Linked DNA regions of Homo sapiens: region 1 is linked to region 2. The links are chromatin contacts, found by Hi-C in ENCODE. All regions are on one chromosome and are shown on one strand. Each heading gives the region's core, a stretch centred on a gene start or an enhancer-like site at or near the end of the contact. The rest is flanking DNA. Distances are from core to core; before and after follow the strand shown.

Region 1 (3,222 bases), core at 215-2,714, 92 kb before region 2:
GAGGCTTGCTGGGCTGAGGGACACTTCTGCTGGGCTGGAATGATGGTGCCTTTCGGTGGGCATTGCTTCTTGACCTGGGGAGCACATGGATCCTTGGTTTTGGGTGCACATGTCTCTTGACATTTAACAGGGGGTGGCTGACAAGGCTGCTTCACTTGCTGCTGCTGGGCCCTCTGGGGTGGGCACTGCTGCTGCTGCCGCTGCTGCTGCTGGGAAGACATTGCTCTAGGAACAGGTGAGCCTAAAGGAAACCGGGCAGGGACACCATGAGAAGGGTGTTAAAAAGTAGCCTTTTAACACCCTTTTTAAAAAGATGGTTAAAAAGTAGCCCAGACATTTTACAAGGTCAAAGCATGCCATCTTAGCTGACAGATCTGGACAATGTCAACTGGCTCCCTTTGATAATGCAGACAATGAGAATGGGCAAGGATGTAGGGGCATGAGGAGAGGACAAAAACAGTCTCTGTCTTACAGGTAAGCATCATGGTGTGTGTGTGAGTGTGTGTGTGTGTGTGTGTGTGTGTGTGTGTGTGAGAGATCGGGCTGGAGAAGGGGTGTATAAGAATGCAGAGGCCTGATCTCTAATCCCTGCTCCACCCCTGACTCACCATGGGAGACTAAGGCAAGTCCTATGTGGCTACAGGATAGTGGTTCCAGCCCTCTACAAAGAACTGGGAAGCTTGAGGGCCAGCCAAATAGATCACTGGAGCCAAAGGATGACAGGAGGATGTTCAAAGGAAAGAGCGCTAGCCAAGAAGGCTCAGACATTGGTTCTAGGTCCATCCTGCCATTAACTTCATGGGCAACCTTCCTTCTGTGGGTCTCAGCACCCTTATTAGAAGGATGCTGGTCAGGAAGTTCCCTGAAGCCTTCCCAGCTCTGATGAGGGTCTCTGGCTATCTTTGTAGGCAGTGTTCCTTATGGTCTAAGTTAATGATTATAGATGGGAAGTGCAGGCCTCAGGAAGTAAAGAGGTGGCAATCAGAATAGGGAAGCATGAGAGCTGCATAGGATTGAATAAAATGTTCAATATACCTGTTTGCATACACCTGGAAGAAAAGTTTAAAGCTTACTGGTAAGCAAAATGCAGAATAGGGTGTGAGAAACCTTTAAACAGGGCTCGGAATTGCTACAAAATCCTGTAGCTCTAAATATCTCCTTCTTCAACAATAAAAATCTTCTTTCTGGGGAGTCAAACCCATGATCAGAAAATAAGTCATACTGAGCAATGGTGCGGAATGGAGATTAAACTTTCTAAGTACCGATTAGTGTGCCATTTCCGCAATTGTCAGAAGACTTGTGTCACTTCCCTGATTACCCAAGGATGGAAGAGGATCTTGGCCTAGCGGCTCAAAGGAGTTAAAGGAGAAGGAAAGCGCCCCACAAATCCCAGGAGAACAGATGAGTTCTCACTTACCAGAGGCGACAAGCTGGACCCCAGGAGAGGAGGCTGAGCCCTTGTCCACAGGCAGAGCCACTCCAGGAGCCTTTATAGGGCCCCCAACCTGCCCTGGGCACTTGGTGTGGTCCTGATTACCACCTCCCAGGGAATTCCTCACCCACTTCTCCCACCTGCACTTCCTTCAGGGACTTGCTTTGCTGACCTGTTTTGATGAAAGCCACCCACCATATATTTTCAGCATTCCAAGTCTCTGCACCTGAGCTGATTTAACCCACCAAAGGTGTTTGCTCAAACTCAGGGATTCAAGATCTTTTAAATATAGTACAAATTGAAGGAGCTGTTTGCAGACAGACAGTTATAAGAAATATTGAAGAAAAAAGAGGAAGAGGGAGAGGATGGGGTTTGGGGCAATTCTGACAAAAATGTGAACATCCCTTTTTCTGCAAATTGCTGCCATTTCTTGAGCACTCACTGTGAGGCTAGCACCAGGACCATCCGTCATGCTTATTATTTCATTTCATCTTCATGGCCCCTCTAGGGAAAGTGTCGTTGTTACCATTTTGCAGATGAAAAAAGTGAGGCTGAGAAAGATTAAACAGCAGAGATGGGATTTGAATTCAGATCTGGATGATTCAATGCCTAGCCCCAGGTACCACTCATCCCCCTTCCTCAATACACAGTGCAAGTGTCCTTCCTATTCCAGGGGGACAGTTCACGAAGTGTTCTGTGAGGCTTCTCTGGGGCACAGGTAGAAGATGATGTGAATGGTGCCCCAGCACACGGCGGTGCTGTCCCCATCTGCCCATTGGGAGTTGGGGTGCTGAGGAGTATTCGTGGTGGTTACAGAACATGGGATAGAATTGGCCCCTGTGGTAGACTTGCCACATAAAATACAGGACATTCAGTTAAATTTGAATCTCAGATAACAGAATATTTTAAAAGTATAAGTATATTCCAAATATTGCAGGAAACATACTCAAAAATTACTTGTAGTTCATATGAAATTCAAATTTCACTGGGCAGGCTCTATTTTTATTTGCTAAATACAGCAATCCTACTCAGGGCCTTATCTAGGTGGCAGGAAGGAGCCCTGGTCCTCCATTTAGCCTCCTAGGCCCTGGGATGGAGAAAGGCAGGGCCTCTGGGAAGCTGGTCCACCTCTAGCCCTCTACCCCAAAGATCGACCTCAGGATGCTGCCCAACAAGAGGCCATGCAAGGGCTCACCACTGCCATCACCAGAGGAAGGGGTAGGATGGCCTGAGAAATGATAGGAATACCTTAATGTACTTTCCAAAGCATTTTTCAAATCCCTCACCTCATTTAATCCTCATGACAATTTTACTGACAATTTAAAGAGGCTGGCCCAAAGAAGTTAAAGGACCTGCTCAACCACATGCAGCTGCTCAGGGTGGAGCTGGGTGGGTGCCTGGCCTGGGGCTCATTTCCACTCCATCACCGCAGTCAGCATCTCCATGGTGGACAAGTCACTGTCATTGGGTGGGGACCATGACTAATAACGTCTCCTGAGCTTTCTGTCTTATGTGGATGGAATACTGTTCATTTTTCAGGGTCAGCCTCACTTTAATCAGCCCCTTAATTTTCCCCTCCAGGCCAGACCTCCCCCACTTCCTCTTCCCAAGCCTAGCAACACTAAGAATGTAATATTCTGGGTTCCAGATTCTGGTTCTGCATTCCACCTCCAAGAAGAACACCATCTCCACCTGCAGCCCTCACTTCCACATACCCCCAGTCCTCTGTGCTCTTGCTGATATGAACTCTCCACAAGGAAACTACGCAGCAAGACAGATTTGCATGGACA
Region 2 (3,134 bases), core at 531-3,030:
GTCTTCATTCTGTCTCTACCTTTCTGTCTTTTGTCTCTGGTTTACCTTTCTCTACTCTGAAGGTCAGTGCCCTGAATTGACCAAAGTGCAGAGTCTCATCACCACTTGGAAGTCCAGTTTGTTAGTGTCCATCTTTACAAGTCCAGACTGAGCTGTTTCTACAGAAGCAATTCTCATTCCAGTGATCAGAGGTGCAGAGGCATCAGAGGCACCTGGAGCCCAGGTCCAGGGGCTTGCCTCACCAGTCCCACCAATGTCCCCACTCCAAGCATGTCCCCCATAGTGAGATCCTGGGAATAGGTCCTGAATGTGGAGGTTGTGCAATATCAGAGAAGGACAGCAGGTTGGAAACCAGTCTTGTTGACTGTAGCATAGGGAGGGCAACATCAAGTCCTTCTGCAACCTCACCCCCATGGATGCAGGTCCTGCCCCTCTGAGCCAGTGCTGTCTCCACTGTCTTCCTTCTGCCTGGTGAATAGTATCTATATCCTCCACTTTCAGAACCCTGGCTCCTGTCCAACAAACCTGCCTCCTGGACCCCTCTGCCTCCTGCAAGAGTTTCTTCTTAAGATTCTCTCCTTGGCCGGGCACAATGGCTCACACCTGTTGTCCCAGCGCTTTGGGAGGCTGGGACGGGTGAATCACTTGAGGTCAGGAGTTTGAGACCAGCCTGGCCAACATGGCAAAACTCCATCTCTACTGAAAATACAAAAATTAGCTGGGTGTGGTGGCGTGCACCTGTAATACCAGCTACTTGGGAAGCTGAGGCAGGAGAATCACTTGAATCCGGGAGGTAGAAGTTACAGTGAGCCGAGACCTCACCACTGCACTCCAGCCTGGGTGACAGAGTGAGACTCCATCTCAATAAATAAATAAAAAGAAACAAACAAATAAATAAATATTCTCTCCAAGCTCCATTTCCCTTCCTTCCCAACCATGCTGTGCACAGCCTGCCTCAGGAAATCTGCCTAATCATGTCAAACACTTGTGGTGCAAGGCCAGGGCCATCTTCCTAGCTCTTATTGCTCTATTCAGAGAGGATTGATACAGAGCCCAAACCACCAGGAGGGCTCTGGCAAGGCACCTTCTCCCTCTGCCCACAGGCCCAGCCTCATGTCCAAACACTGTTCCCTCAGGCACCAGACTGGCTCAGAGCAGACACCTGCTGAATTTTCTCACCTCTTTCCAGGTCTTTGAATGTGCTCTTTCCCAGCTTAAACCACCCTTCCTGGGTCTCTGTCCCCACATGCTCACTGAATATCGTTCAAACCTGAAGTCTCTGCTTACACATCACTCCTCGAGGAAAACTTCCTTAACCCAAAACCTCCATCTCCCTGAAAGGCTTTCTTGGATCCCCTGTACTTCCCATTACATTTTTATAGTGGTTATTATTTTCCCAATTGTCTCACTTTTGTGGTCTGTTAGTTCCATAAACACAGGCATTCTCACTATCCCCACCCCCAGTGGCTCCCATGTCTTCCTCTTAAATAGAAGCAGGAGCTTTTTCCTGAAAGATAGGATGAATCCTGGAATCCTCTCATCCAACACACTGAATGGCATTGCATGGGTCTCAGTAGGTAAATACGTAATGAACTAATGAACACATGAAAAAGCCATGGAGAGAGGACCCAAAAGACAATGTTTCTCTGTGTTACCTGGTCTGGCCACACACACAATTCACAATTTCCATGCTTGACTTCTCATGACTGATTCCAGTAGGTATTATTGATCTTCCTCAGCAGCCTAGTGAGTCCATGACTATCAGAAGCCAAAGCCTTCTGAACCAGATGGGTTCCCTTCCCTGCTAATGCCAAGATTCTAAGCCTCTATGACACCATAATTCTCTCCACAAGACTCTATGCCTAGCTCACTCACTGGCGCCCCCTGCCTGCTGGAGAGTCTGTCTCTTTGGTTTCTTTCCTGAAAGATAAAAAGAAAGCTCCCTAGCTAACCCATAAGCATGCAATAACCTAAAACACAAATCTGTATTGATTGTCTCCTATCTACCAGGCTCTGTCCTAAAAAGTGAAGTGTAGCTCAATGGGATGTAGTTCCCATTCTCAAAGATCTAATTCAATATGGAGGCAAGTCAATAGCCAACAATACCATGTGATAATAATGATGGTAGGATAAGCACAGGGGTCAGGTTTGGGGGTCAGATATGCTTCCTGGAGGGAGTGATATTTAAGCTGAGACTTGGAAATTGGAAATAGGAAGTTGGACATAGGGGTGTGTCTGGGAGGACATTTTCAGATCCAGAAATGTGAAAGTATAGGCTATTTGGTGGAAAAGCTCAGTGTGGCTGGAGCAGAGTGGGGAGTAAGGAGAAGGGGGAGATTCACCTACCTAGGTAGGTAAGGCTGTGTTGGTGAGGACCTTTATGCCATAAGAAAAAGAGTTTGGACTTTATCCTGAGGACAATGGGAACCACTGAAAGGTTTTAAACAGGGGAGAAACTGGGATGCCTTAGGGGCCAGGACCCTATTTTATTCACTTTGATATTCCCAGTGTCTGGCTGAGCAATTGGCACATAAAAGATTCTGAAACTGAATCAATTGAATAGTGAATTGACTAAAATAATGATAAGAGAGAAGCATTTCATTATGTTTACTCTTTCCTTTTCTTCCTGTAGCATGGCCTCTTTGAGGACAGTGACTAGGAAATTCTGTTCTTCTGGGAAGCATGCCTGCCATAAACATTTGTAGGACACCAGGCAAGAGCACAAACAGAGGCTTCTGACCCCTGTGGTTCACCCCTGGTTCTCTTCCTACTCCCTGGCTTCATCTTGTGTCACGAGGGACCTCGGGCGTGCATGAGTGTAAATATCCTAGTCCATACCGTCCATGTTCTTTTCATACATGGATCTCTCAAACTGCCCCTCTCTTGGTCATTGAGACCTAGAAGTGAGCACAGTATTGGCTGTTTGAGTCTTCAAGAGGATAGACACATAAAGGTGATCTCAGGGCCAGTTGACAGAGATTTCTGGGGTCCTGGATAGCTGGAGTGAGAGAGACAGCAGCTCTGGGCCTGTACCCTGGACCTATTGAATCATCCTATGGGGGTGGGTCATGGCTGGAGGAGAGCCAGAGAAGGACTCTTTAAAGTCTGAAGTCCAGGACAGAACCACCTCGGCC

The links. Hi-C counts contacts between places; a loop is a spot of excess contacts on that map. Pooled maps may share reads with other maps.
Region 1: a pooled map shows a loop between it and region 2 (2.8-fold over the local background). The contact joins the promoter of SPRR4 here to the promoter of SMCP in region 2. A Hi-C loop is called at or near these places in 1 of 168 maps with a recorded cell type or tissue (HepG2) and 3 of 50 pooled maps.

Annotation. Positions count from the first base shown.
Region 1 is chr1:152,968,890-152,972,111 of GRCh38, reverse strand. SPRR4 (small proline rich protein 4) reads right to left here and starts at 1,464. Exons shown (of 2, transcript NM_173080.3): 1 at 1,418-1,464; 2 at 1-241. The coding sequence starts at 221.
Region 2 is chr1:152,876,968-152,880,101 of GRCh38, reverse strand. SMCP (sperm mitochondria associated cysteine rich protein) reads right to left here and starts at 1,780. Exons shown (of 2, transcript NM_030663.3): 1 at 1,656-1,780.